2 separate regions of the Homo sapiens genome follow, and region 1 is linked to region 2. The links are chromatin contacts, found by Hi-C in ENCODE. All regions are on one chromosome and are shown on one strand. The core of a region is the stretch at or near the end of the contact, and the rest is flanking DNA. Distances in the headings are between cores, read along the strand shown.

The links. A loop is a pair of places that touch in the nucleus more often than their neighbours do. Pooled maps may share reads with other maps.
Region 1: a map with no recorded cell type shows a loop between it and region 2 (13-fold over the local background). The contact joins two enhancer-like sites. A Hi-C loop is called at or near these places in 22 of 37 single-sample maps with no recorded cell type and 6 of 50 pooled maps.

The regions. Positions count from the first base shown.
Region 1 is chr17:9,427,617-9,433,864 of GRCh38, reverse strand. All of the region lies in intron 6 of STX8 (syntaxin 8), which reads left to right. Among named protein-coding and RNA genes, the nearest start is that of STX8, 150 kb to the left of the region's middle. Within about 2 kb of position 2,069, at least 3 of the 41 ENCODE cell types and tissues checked have a DNase peak (open chromatin) inside an H3K27ac peak, as active enhancers do.
Region 2 is chr17:9,290,026-9,296,244 of GRCh38, reverse strand. The region is part of intron 7 of STX8 (syntaxin 8); the gene reads left to right. Among named protein-coding and RNA genes, the nearest start is that of NTN1, 270 kb to the right of the region's middle. RefSeq lists an enhancer at 5,881-5,990. Within about 2 kb of position 3,909, at least 10 of the 41 ENCODE cell types and tissues checked have a DNase peak (open chromatin) inside an H3K27ac peak, as active enhancers do.

The sequences.
Region 1 (6,248 bases), core at 820-3,319, 140 kb before region 2:
ACCTAAAAGACACACACAACCGTAGTTCAAATATCATCTTCCCCATTAAACTCTTCCTCACTTTCCTAGGAAGAGTTGGCCCATTTCTCTGGGTCCTCACAATACTCTGTGGAGCAGCTAGAGTTTTCACTCTTTTGGATTCCCACCCTCCCTTCCCCCGTTTTAATATCTGTGACCCCCTGAAGTACTCTGTGTATTCCTTAAGAGAAGGGGCCACATTTTTTCCCATTCTTTTTTCCCCCACATACAAAAAATGGTAATATTTAATGCCTACAACATGATGAGTTTGGAGATAGGTGTACATCCATGAAACCATCATCACAATCTATGGAGGAGGAACTTCTTATCTCCAGTAGGGCCAATAGGTAGTTTTTGACTGAATGAAAGAATGAATGGATGCTTTTCATGAGTGATATTGTGGGCCGAAGAGATTGAGAAAAGCTTATAGTGATGAAGGATCTTTGATTTCATCCCAAACCACTAATTGAGCATCTGTGCAATGCAAGTGCTCACGACAAAGCTATGAAGTGGAAATTACTATTTCCGTTTTGCTGATTTTGAAACTAAAGACTTGGGTTATTTGGTTAAGACCGTCTAGCTCATCATAAGTGAAGGAGACGTGATTTGAACCCACACTGGCCTGGGGTCCAGGCGTATGCCTTGTCTTCCACATCAAAACGCTAGTGTCAAAGAATAAATCTTAGGAGTGCATTATGACGATGGTGATTTTGAGATTATAAAGCATTTGGGAGCTCACAAAGGAAGCCTGTGGTTTTGTAGAGGACTAGAACTATTTTCACAACTGGTTTCCCTGACTGCATCCATATCTGTGTGGCCTTAATATTGTTTGACTCACAAAGGAAACTTGTTGATCCAGAGTGAACCAGTTCAACTTTCTTCTCCTCAATCTCAAGAGTATTCCATGGAGGAAAATGTTCTAAACTGCACCTGAGCTATAAACAATTTACTCTGAAGGTAACAGTGTTAGTATTCCAGTACGTAAACCTTTAGCTAATAACAATCAAAGTAGCCTAATTTGGAAAGTACACAGAAGGTTAGAGGGAAAGCTTGTAAATGTTTTCAAAGACTCTGTATTTAATTCTATCACCAGCTAGCAAAATAAATAGGCCAGCTGCTAGCTCTGAAACAGACACGTGGTGGAAATGAAATGTTAATAGTTGAAATGCCTTGCTCATTCGAAACCAAAAGGAACATGAAGTACACTTTCTAGTTTATGAGAGACAAGGTGAAAGTTCCCAAAACACATTTGTGGTGACTGCATTTAAAATTGCTTCCTCATCTTTTATTTTAGTGGCTAATACTTTAGTGTGGCCTATGTGTGACTAGAGGGCATTTTTTTTTTCTTCCGATTTAGATGGAAGGTTTGGAAATAAATGGAGAGTGGAAATCGGGAGATGTTAAATTCTACTTTTCCATGTGTCTAAGTTGTTTGCTCTAGTTTGTAAGCTGCAGGCCAGACTTTTCTGAGGAATGGGAGGTTACTTTCAATAATGTGCTAAGATTGACCTGAGATATTTAGCCAGCACATCTGCTTGCAAGCTCTGGCCGTATGTGAGGAGCTTATACTGGAATTAATTAACTCTGTTTGGTATTCTGAAATGTTTGCTCCACATCTTGTTTTACCATCACAAAACTTACAAAATCAATTGGAACTTTTTTATTTTTACTTAAGAACTTAAAAAAAAAAGCCAGGTGAAAAAGAGAATCTGAAAAGCAGTTGTTTTCCTGCTTGAAGCAAACTTTCAAGAACGAGCATTAGAATCAGAATTTATTTTTTCAAATACTTCTTTTTAACTTAAAATGATGGTGAAGTGTAACTCTTTCATCCATTACATTAATGCCATTTTTGAAATGTTTGATTTTATTAGAAAACAAGGAGATTGAAGTGAGAGGGGTATCCTGTATGCTGAGATAGTCACAGCATTACAAAATGTTTTATGAACCAAAATGTTGTCCTAGGAACACTCTGACTTCAGAAAGGAAAAGGAAGGGAGGTTTCTGGGAAAGCTCTGCAAGCATAGCCTTGACCTGTATTTGGAGACAGTACAGCACTCGTGGTCTTAACACCATGATGTTAATGTCAGAACGTTTGGCACTATGTTGTTGCTAACCTGCTGTTCTTAAACAAGTGAGCCTTACCTTGTTACTTTTCTCAGTTAGTAAAATTGGGAAGAGGACTACCTTCTAGAATTCAGCCACAGCACCAGTGTCATGACTGTGTTCTCTCTTCCTTTAAACCTGCTGCCCTTGGCCAGCCGCGGTGGCTCACGCCTGTAATCCCAGCACTTTCAGAGGCCGAGGCAGGTGGATCACAAGGTCAAGAGATCGAGACCATCCTGGCCAACATGGTGAAACCCCATCTCTACTAAAAAACAAAAAAACAAAAAAAACAAAACAACAACAACAACAACAACAAAAACCCTGCTACCCAATGAGATGCTCAGCAACTCATAATTTATTAAAAAATGAGCCAAAGGCCAGGCGCAGTGGCTCACACCTGTAATCCCAGCACTTTGGGAGGCCGAGGCAGGTGGATCACGAGGTCAGGAGATCGAGACCATCCTGGCCAACATGGTGATACCCCATCTCTACTAAAAAAAAAAACAGAAAAATAAAACAACAACAACAAAAATGCTACTACCCAATGAGATGCTCAGCAACTCATGGTTTATTAAAAAACAAGCCAAAGGCTGGGCGCAGTGGCTTACACCTGTAATCCCAGCACTTTGGGAGACCAAGGCAGGTGGATCACGAGGTCAGGAGATGGAGACCATCCTGGCCAACATGGTGAAACCCCATCTCTACTAAAAAAAAACCAAAACAACAACAACAAAAAAACCCCTGCTACCCAATGAGATGCTCAGCAACTCATGATTTATTAAAAAACAAGCCAAAGGCCGGGGGCAGTGGCTCACGCCTGTAATCCCAGCACTTTGGGAGGCCGAGGCGGGTGGATCACGAGGTCAGGAGATTGAGACCATCCTGGCTAACATGGTGAAATCCCGTCTCTACTAAAAATACAAAAAATTAGCCAGGCATGGTGGCGGTCGCCTGTAGTCCCAGCTACTTGGGAGGTTGAGGCAGGAGAATCACTTGAGCCTGGGAGGCAGAGGTTGCAGTGAGCCAAGATCACGCCACTGCACTCCATCCTGGGCAACAGAGCGAGACTCTGTCTCAAAAAAAAAAAAAAAAAAGCCAAAACCACTGAGCCCAACTGTCCGTCAACAGATGAATGTGTAAACAAGTTGTAGTATGTACTTAAAATGGTCTATTATTCAGCCATAAAAAGAATGAAGTTTTGATATATGCGATTACATATATGAACCTGGAAGACATTCAGTGAAATAAGCCAGATACAAAAAGACAAATATTGTATGATTTCACTTATATGGAATATCTAGGATAGGCAAATTCACAGAGAAAGAAAGTAGATTAGAGGTTACCGAGGCTAGGGGCAGGGGGAAATGGGGAATTATTACATAATGGTTAGAGTTGCTGTTTGAGATAATTTTAAAGTTTTGGAAATAGATAAGTGGTGGTGGTTATACCACACTGTTAGTGTAATTAATGCCACAGAATTATATACTTTAAAATGGCAAATTGTTTTATATATAATATATATTTTATTTATATATAAATTATATATAATTTATATTTTATTTATATATAAATTATATATATTTTATATTTTATATATAAATTATATATATTTTATATTTATATTTATTTATATATAAAATATATATATTATATAGAATATATATATTATATAGAATATATATATTATATAGAATATATATATTCTATAGAATATATTATATATAATATATAATATATAATATATATATTATATATAATATATTCTATATAATATATAATATATATATTATATATAATATATTCTATATAATATATATTATATATATTATATATAATATATAATATATTATATATAATATATTCTATATAATATATAATATATATAATATATATTATATATTATATATAATATATATAATATATAATATATAAAATATATATGTTATATATAATATATAAAATATATATGTTATATATAATATATAAAATATAATATATATAATATATAATATAATATAAAATATATAATATATATTTTTTTGAGATGGAGTCTTGCACTGTCGCCCAGGCTGGAGTGCAGTGACGCGATCTCAGCTCACTGCAAGCTCCGCCTCCTGGGTTCACGCCATTCTCCTGCCTCAGCCTCCCGAGTAGCTGGGACTACAGGTGCCCGCCACCACGCCCGGCTAATTTTTTGTACCTTTAGTAGAGATGGGGTTTCACCGTGTTAGCCAGGATGGTCTTGATCTCCTGACCTCATGATCCGCCTGCCTAGGCCTCCCAAAGTGCTGGGATTACAGGTGTGTGAGCCACCGTGCCTGGCCTATTTACATATATTTATATATTTATAATATATAAATATATGTTATATATAAATATTTATTATATATTATATATAAATATATGTATATAAAATATATAATAAAAATATATAAATAATGTATTTATATATTTTATATATAATATATAAAACAAAATGTGCCATTTTGCCATTTTAGATATATATATCTCAAAACAATTTTAAAAAATTAATAGTATAACATTCCAAAAACTATGTAATTATACAGTTTAAATGGGTAAATTTGTGGCAGGTGAATTATGTCTCAATAAAACTGTTTTAAAAACCCCACTGAGTATATAGTAAGGGATTGGGATGTTCTGGTTAACTGAATCTTCTGGGTAATTAAGGATTAATATGTTTGCACTGAAACTGACCAAGTCAAAGGTACCCTTTCATGAAATATGGGGCTATGAACTTGAAAAACATGTTTTGTGCCTCATTGGTTGCATTTTCTTTCAATTATGTGTCTCTAGAAATATGACACTTTGCTATCAACAGAGCCTCTGAATAGACCGGTGTTGTCCACTATAGTAGCCACAGGCCACTTGTAGCTATTGAGCTCTTATAATGTGGCTAGTCTGAATTAAGATGTACTGTAAGTACAAGGTAACACTGAACTTGGAAGATATGGTGCCAGAAAAAAAGATTCAAAATATCTTGCCAATAATTTCTATATTGATTACATACTGAAATGGTAATATTTGGCTATATTGGGTTAAATAAAATATGCCATTGTTCCTTTTTACTTTTTCATAATTACAGACATGGTTCACATTACATTTCTATCAGACAGGGCTTGTCCAGAAATCAGACTGATCCACTCAGGGTGAACACACCTCAAGAGAGATTAAGAATCATTTCTTTGCCGGACGGGGTGGCTTACGCCTGTAATCCCAGCACTTTGGGAGGCCAAGGCGGGTGGATCACAAGGTCAGGAGATCAAGACCATCCTGGCTAACACGGTGAAACCCCGTCTCTACTAAAAATACAAAAAATTAGCCGGGCGTGGTGGCGGGTACCTGTAGTCCCAGCTACTCGGGAGGCTGAGGCAGGAGAATGGCATGAACCCGGGAGGCGGAGCTTGCAGTGAGCCGAGATCGCGCCACTGCCCACCAGGCTGGAGACAGAGTGAGACTCCATCTCAAAACAAAACAAAACAAAACAAAAGTCATTTCTGGTGACTAAGTAGAATACAAAAGACTTGCCTGAATTGTCATGGATGTCAAGAGAATTTACCTCTCACAGGATGACTACCCCCTGTTCTCTGATTCAGAGTTTTTAGAAATGGGAGACTTGGAAAGGGCCTTCTCTAACCAGGTGAGAACTCTGAGGAGTCAGCAGCCACTGGTCCTAGGAGTGCAGTTCTGTGTGCTACAGCCCTTGGGTCCATAGCACGAGTCAGCTCAACTGAAAAGCAGAGGAATGATGTCAGTATATCCTGGAGGTTAGATTGATCCAGAAGCAGTTTTTCTTTGGCCAGAGGAGCAGGAATTGCCGGAGTAGAGTTACAGCCTTCAGCAAGAAAGGAAAGAACCTCACAGGCAGCAGACACGCTTTTCAACTCTATTTTAAGAAAATTAAAAATGAGTGCCTGCACCCAGCGCTTTCTCTCCAGGACAGGCACCCGCTAGCCTTCTAGGACTCTGGGCTCCCAGCAGGCATCTTCCCTCTGTGTCCACCTTAACATAGCTCCTGGCTCAGAACTCCACTCTGTCTGTGAGCCAACAGTTGCCACTCTGTCATTTGTGTGTTTAATATCCCTCGAGGCAGCCGCAGCCACAGCCAA
Region 2 (6,219 bases), core at 2,660-5,159:
CCTCCCGAGTAGCTGGGATTACAGGCATGCACCACCATGCCTGGCTAATTTTTTTGAGACGGAGTCTCACTCTGTCTCCCAGGCTGGAGTACAGTAGCACGATCTCGGCTCACTGCAATCTCCGCCTCCCGGGTTCGCGCCATTCTCCTGCCTCAGCCTCCTGAGTAGCTGGGACTACAGGCACCCGCCACCGCCCCCGGCTAATTTTTTGTATTTTTAGCAGAGGCAGGGTTTCACCGTGTTAGCCAGGATGGTCTCAATCTCCTGACCTCGTGATCCGCCCGCCTTGGCCTCCCAAAGTGCTGGGATTACAGGCATGAGCCACTGCGCCTGGCCACACCTGGCTAATTTTTTGTATTTTTGGTAGAGATGGGGTTTCACCATGTTGGCCAGGCTGGTCTCGAACTCCTGACCTCAGGTGATCCACCTGTCTTGGCCTCCCAAAGTGCTGGGATTACAGGCATGAGCCACTGCACCCAGCCTCCTTTTTTTGGGGGGGAGGGGGGACGGAATCTCATTCTGTCGTCACGCTGGAGTGCGGTGGCGCGATCTTGGCTCACTGCAACCTCTGCCTCCTGGTTTCAAGTGATTCTCCTGCCTCAGCCTCCCGAGTAACTGGAATTACAGGCACCTGCCACCACGCCCAGCTAATTTTTTGTATTTTTAGTAGAGACGGGATTTCACCTGTTGGCCAGGCTGGTCTCGAACTCCTGACCTCGTGATTTGCCCGCCTCAGCTCCCGAAAGTGCTGGGATTACTGGTGTGAGCCACCGTGCCTGGTCCCAGCCTACATTTTCAAGATAATATCCTAGATTTGTTCATTTCTTTAATTTGTCTATAAACAATTATTGAATGTCTGCTACATGCTAGGGACCAGGACTATAAAGTTGACTAAGGTGGTCTCTTCTTTCAAGGGGCTCGGAGTCTAATAGGAACAGTTAGGCTTGTTTTAAAAAAGACTAAGTCAATAAAGTGTTATGGGTTCTAAGATAAGATCCCTTCACATAGAGAGGAGGCATCAAGGAAGAAATGGCTAGGATGAATGAGAAAGACCTCATAGAAGAGGTGACTCTGAGTTTTCAAATATAAATTAGTGTTGGCCAAGAGCCAGGGAGGTGGCAGGGCCAACAAGGCTCACTCCATTAGTCTGCTCAAGCTGCCATAACAAAATACCAGGCGGGGTTGCTTAGCCAACAGAAGTTTATTCTCTCAGAATTCTGGAGATTAGAAATCCAAGATCAGGGTGCCAGCAGGGTCGGTTTCTGCTGAGGCTTCTGTCCTTGGGTTGCAGATGGCTGCCTTCTTGCTCTGTGCTCACGTGGCCTTTCCTCTGTGCATGCTCAGAGTATGCAAGTTCAGAGAAGGAAAGAGCCCTCTGGTGTCTCTTCCTCTTCTTATAATGACATCAGTCCTATTGGACTAGTACCCCACTCTTATGACCTCATTTTCATTTTCATTACATTTTCAAAGTTCCTGTCTCCAAATACAGTTACATTGAGGATTTGGGCTTCAACATATGAATGTTGGGGTGATACGATTCAGTCCATAATGCTTACCAACACTAGAGTTTCCCTGGCCCCTAGTTCTTCCTTATGTTTCATCAATGAAGTACCCTCCTCTGCACACACCTTCTTAAGAATCCTTTCCCATGCATTCTTCCCATCCCTGGAAGTCTCTAAGGAGCGATTCCTGATTCCTGTCTGCTCCTTGTTGTCTGCTCTAAAGAGTGTAAGACTGCCAAAGCTCCTGTTTATGAAACGCCTGGCTTCAGATGTTCCACCCTCACTCAGAGCTGATCCTGATGGAGAAGCAACAGTTGCCTTCCATGCAGGAATCTTCTCTTTCAGTGATTCTGTTGTATTTCCAGCTTTCCTGAGCCATTGAGGCCCACCATAGGGTTTTGCACATAGTAAGGGCTCAGAAAATACGAGTTCTCTTCCTCTTTCACTTTATCACCATTAGGCCTTCCAGCCAGACTTCATATCTTTCCTTTCCTTCCTATCTTGTGTTACGCCATCTCTCTCACTAAGAGTTCTTTGCTGACCCTGGGGCCAAATTAGCAAGATGTGACCAACAGCACTGCAATAGACATCAGAAGACCCAAACCCTAGGCCACCTCTAGGCTAGCCGTGGAATCTTCATCATTTGCTTCATCTATAAGATGGAGAAAATAAGACTTGGGCCAGGGGCAGTGGCTCACGCCTGTAATCCCAGCACTTTGGGAGGCCGAGACGGGCAGATCACTAGGTCAGGAAATCGAGACCATCCTGGCTAACACGGTGAAACCCCGTCTCTACTAAAAATACAAAAAAAAAATTAGCCAGGCGTGGTGGCGGGTGCCTGTAGTCCCAGGTACTTGGGAGGCTGAGACAGCAGAATGGCGTGAACCCGGGAGGCGGAGCTTGCAGTGAGCCAAGATCGTGCCGCTGCACTCCAGCCTGGGCGACAGACAGAGACTCCATCTCAAAAAAAAAAAAAAGTACTATAAATGGTGACCACATAAAAAGTTAAACATGACATCTGGGGTTACTGCAAAGCTTAAAATGGATAACATATATGTCACGGTTCTTTGCAAAGTACAAAGTGTCGTATTCACTTCAAAATTAATGACAGTATTCTATTTTTATGGTAACATTTTCTGGGTAGACCGCCGGACCTTCTTACACCTCCTATCTCACTGTCATCACTTATCCAAGGACCTTAATCAGGTCTTTGAGAATTCTTCATAGCTACCTCATGCCCAAGTTATAATGTTCTCATTAAAAAAAAAAAAAGTCTCTAAAATTCCACATCTTCTGTGAGGTCCTCATAAGCTGATTACAGGTAGGGGATGACTTCCCCAGGAAGCCGTGTAAGGCAGTGGCTGCAGACACTGTTTTGAGGGGTCTACAATCTGACTTTCTGGATTGGAATCCAGCTCCATTGGTTACCAGCTGTGAGACCTCGAGCATCCCTTAGATACTCCTAGAATACTGCCTAGAAACTAGAAGTATTCATGGGATCTACCCAACATTGGGAGATTTGTGAGGGTGAAATGAATTATAGCATGTGTATTCTTCAGAACAATGCTTGGCACTTTGTAAATGCTCTCACTATTCATTATTATTTTTCTTTATCTACCTAGGAGACATGGAGGTCCCTGGCTGCTGTGTCCCAGTGGTTATTTAGTGATTGTACCCAATTCAATAATATTGGTGAAATGAATTTAAATTTGCTTAACCAACCAGTATCCATGATGATACCGGATATTCATGTTTTGTTCTATTTTCTGTCAGGTTACTTTAATCTGTCTTGAAAATAATCTTCCTAGAGTTGCTTGCTGGTTGGGTGTAAGGCCTTGTGTTTGGAGAGAAGATGGGGGGCATGAGAGCTGAATAGCTAGTGGCATCTGAGGACTTGGGGCATGGGAACTGCAGAGCACATTCTTAGAAACAGCCAGAGAGCATTCAGCGAGGGGAAGACTTGTTGGCTCAAGAGGAAATTCTGCTGCTTCCAAACCAGCTTGGTGAAGCAAGATGATTCTGCAAGCCCTAGTAAGCCAGGGCCAGGACTGTGAGCTGTGCTGCTGAAGGGGTTCAATGCCAAAGTAAAGAAAGGGGATTCTTTTTAGTTGGAGGTGAGAGGAGGAAACTCCTTCCTGTAGGCCTCAGAATAAAGCATGCTCGAGATTAGCCATTAGCAGGTAGCTGGAGAAATATGAGTGCCTCCTCTTTATTTTGTCTGCTGTAAAGTTATCTTTCTGAAGTCTGTGTTGTGTTATGAAAGAGACAAGTTTAATAAACAGATTCTATTTTTGTTCAAGCTGTGGCTTAGAAAAGCACCATAAATCTCTGAACTGGGAACCCACTGGGCTCTGTATGCCTGTCACTCTCCCTTCCACCACACGGTGGTGACACACCTAAGCTGCAGGTCTCCCACGCCAGTGAATGCTGAAGCCCCACGGACAGGCCCCACGGTGGAGACCGTGACACTGACTTCCAGGATGCCTTTGCTCTACCCTTATATCGTTCATATGTTTAGTACCCATTTATTTGTCTGAGGTTCTTCTTTGTGTAAAGGAATTGCCCTGTGGGCAGGGACTCCGTCCATCCACCTCTGGGCCAGTCCTGTACCTCCTGGATTCCCAGTGCCTCTGCCCCAGCTCCAGCAGCTTCTTCCTTAGCTCTAGTCCTGGTCTGGTTAGCTGGCAGCACCCCATCCAACACTCAGGAACACATCAACACAGGAGAAAATCCCACTTCTCCTTAGTTCAACTAAGGCAAGGCGGGAGGATTTGAAAGAGAACTTTTCCTTGGAAACAACACCAAAATATACACAAAAGCATAAATAAATGAATACGTTCACAGAGTTTAGCCTGCAGAACCAGACTTAAGATAAAACAGCAAGCAATAAAGACTGGCTAGCGGAGCCTTTGGACTGTTCAAAGCCCAGTTTCTTCCCCAACCTCAATCTCTAGGAATCTTGTAGGGCAGTTTAGCAAAGATAGCTCAAATCCTATCCCAAGATAGATTTTATTTATAATTTGTGACCTATGTATTCCAAAGAGGACATGGGTAGTTTACAATAAAAGATGTATGTATATATAAAATCTCAAAGCTGTTAAAGAATAGAAAATGTTTACATGTAGAAGAGAACGTAAATAAAATATGTCCAATTCCTAAACTAATACCATATTTGAGCATTAAATTTAGCACTGAGGATAGAATCTTGGAAAACCAACACAGAAAGGGAAATATGATGTGTACCACAATGGAAGTATTTAATAGGAAAGGAAAGAAACATACTTTTTTTTTTTTTTTTTTTGAGACCGAGTCTCACTCCCATCGCCCATGCTGGAGTGCAGTGGCGTGATCATGGCTCACTGCAGCTTCAAATTCCCAGGCTTAGGTGATCCTCCCTCCCTCCTGAGTAGCTGGGACTACAGGTACCCACCACCACACCCAGCTAATGTTTTGTGTTTTTAGTGGACACGAGGTTTCACCATGTTGCCCAGGTTAGTCGTGAACTCCTCGGCTCGGGTGACTTTTCGGCTTCGGCCTCCCAAAGTGCTGGGAGGTGTGAGCCACTGCGCCCAGCCAAAACATACTTTTTAAGAAAGGCAAGCTTTTTCCTGATACTGAATATTTAATCTCAGTAATTGAAGCATATAATTCTACAGTGATTTTATACAACACACACAAACTCTATTTGGTTGACAGTAATATTTGTTCGGGTTGATTCTACTTCTGGATCCTCATTTCTTCCTAGAACTTGTTCCATGTTCACCATGGCTATGCAACATTCCCTTTTTGAAGCTGACCTTAGGTAGTGCGGAAACCCCCAAAGGGTTGTCTTTTTCAGCAGAGGACATTAGACAAGAATGAGCCTCCCAGGGGACAGGGTTACTGCACCCTAATAAGAAGCATGTACGTCCTGGACTGGGTGGCAATGTGTGCCTTTCCCCTTTTCCAAACAGGAGCTTTTGGTAGCATCCTCAGGGCATTTGTCTACAGGTATATATCGGATATATTGGAAATAACTAAATTACTTGGTCATAATATGGAGAACTATTTATGAACTGGGTTGAGAAGATGACCATTAACCAGAGATCTGGGACTTGTACCACAGAGGCCCCTCCTTCCCTCGCTATACTGTAGCAAGATGTGATTTGAGATTTTTCTCCCGTTGGGAAGGAAGTGAATGCAGTTTTGGTTGTGCTTGGGATAATTATATTTTGATAAATGTATCAAATTTGCTTGAAATTGTATATACCTGTGTGTGTGTTTGTGCGTATACGCGCACACGTGCTTGCTGAGCAGCCAAGAGGAGAGTGTAATGAATGTGTGTTCTCTTCTGTCTCTAACACCCAATACCTGCGTGTTCCATGGCGTTCAGATGCAGGTGGCACTCACCCCCATCCTGCCCTACACCTGCCCTCAATCCACACACAGTGGCATGCATTTGACATAGACTTTCACCTGGTGATGAGTCAAAATAATGGCATAATTTAAAAAGACAAATAGTGCAGGGTGTATTTCAAAAGAGAAAACAGAAAGCAAGAGTCACCTGTTTCACCTTCCTTCCCCTACACCCCACTCTCCAAAGGAAGGTACTTTCAACTCTTTCACACTCTCTTCTTGGTTTTGCTTTCTTATTTCTAAATAATGTACTTGTACTGACATGACTCGATTTGCTTGCAATTCTAGAAGCTGTCTCTTAACTTCCTCCTGTGGGAAATGA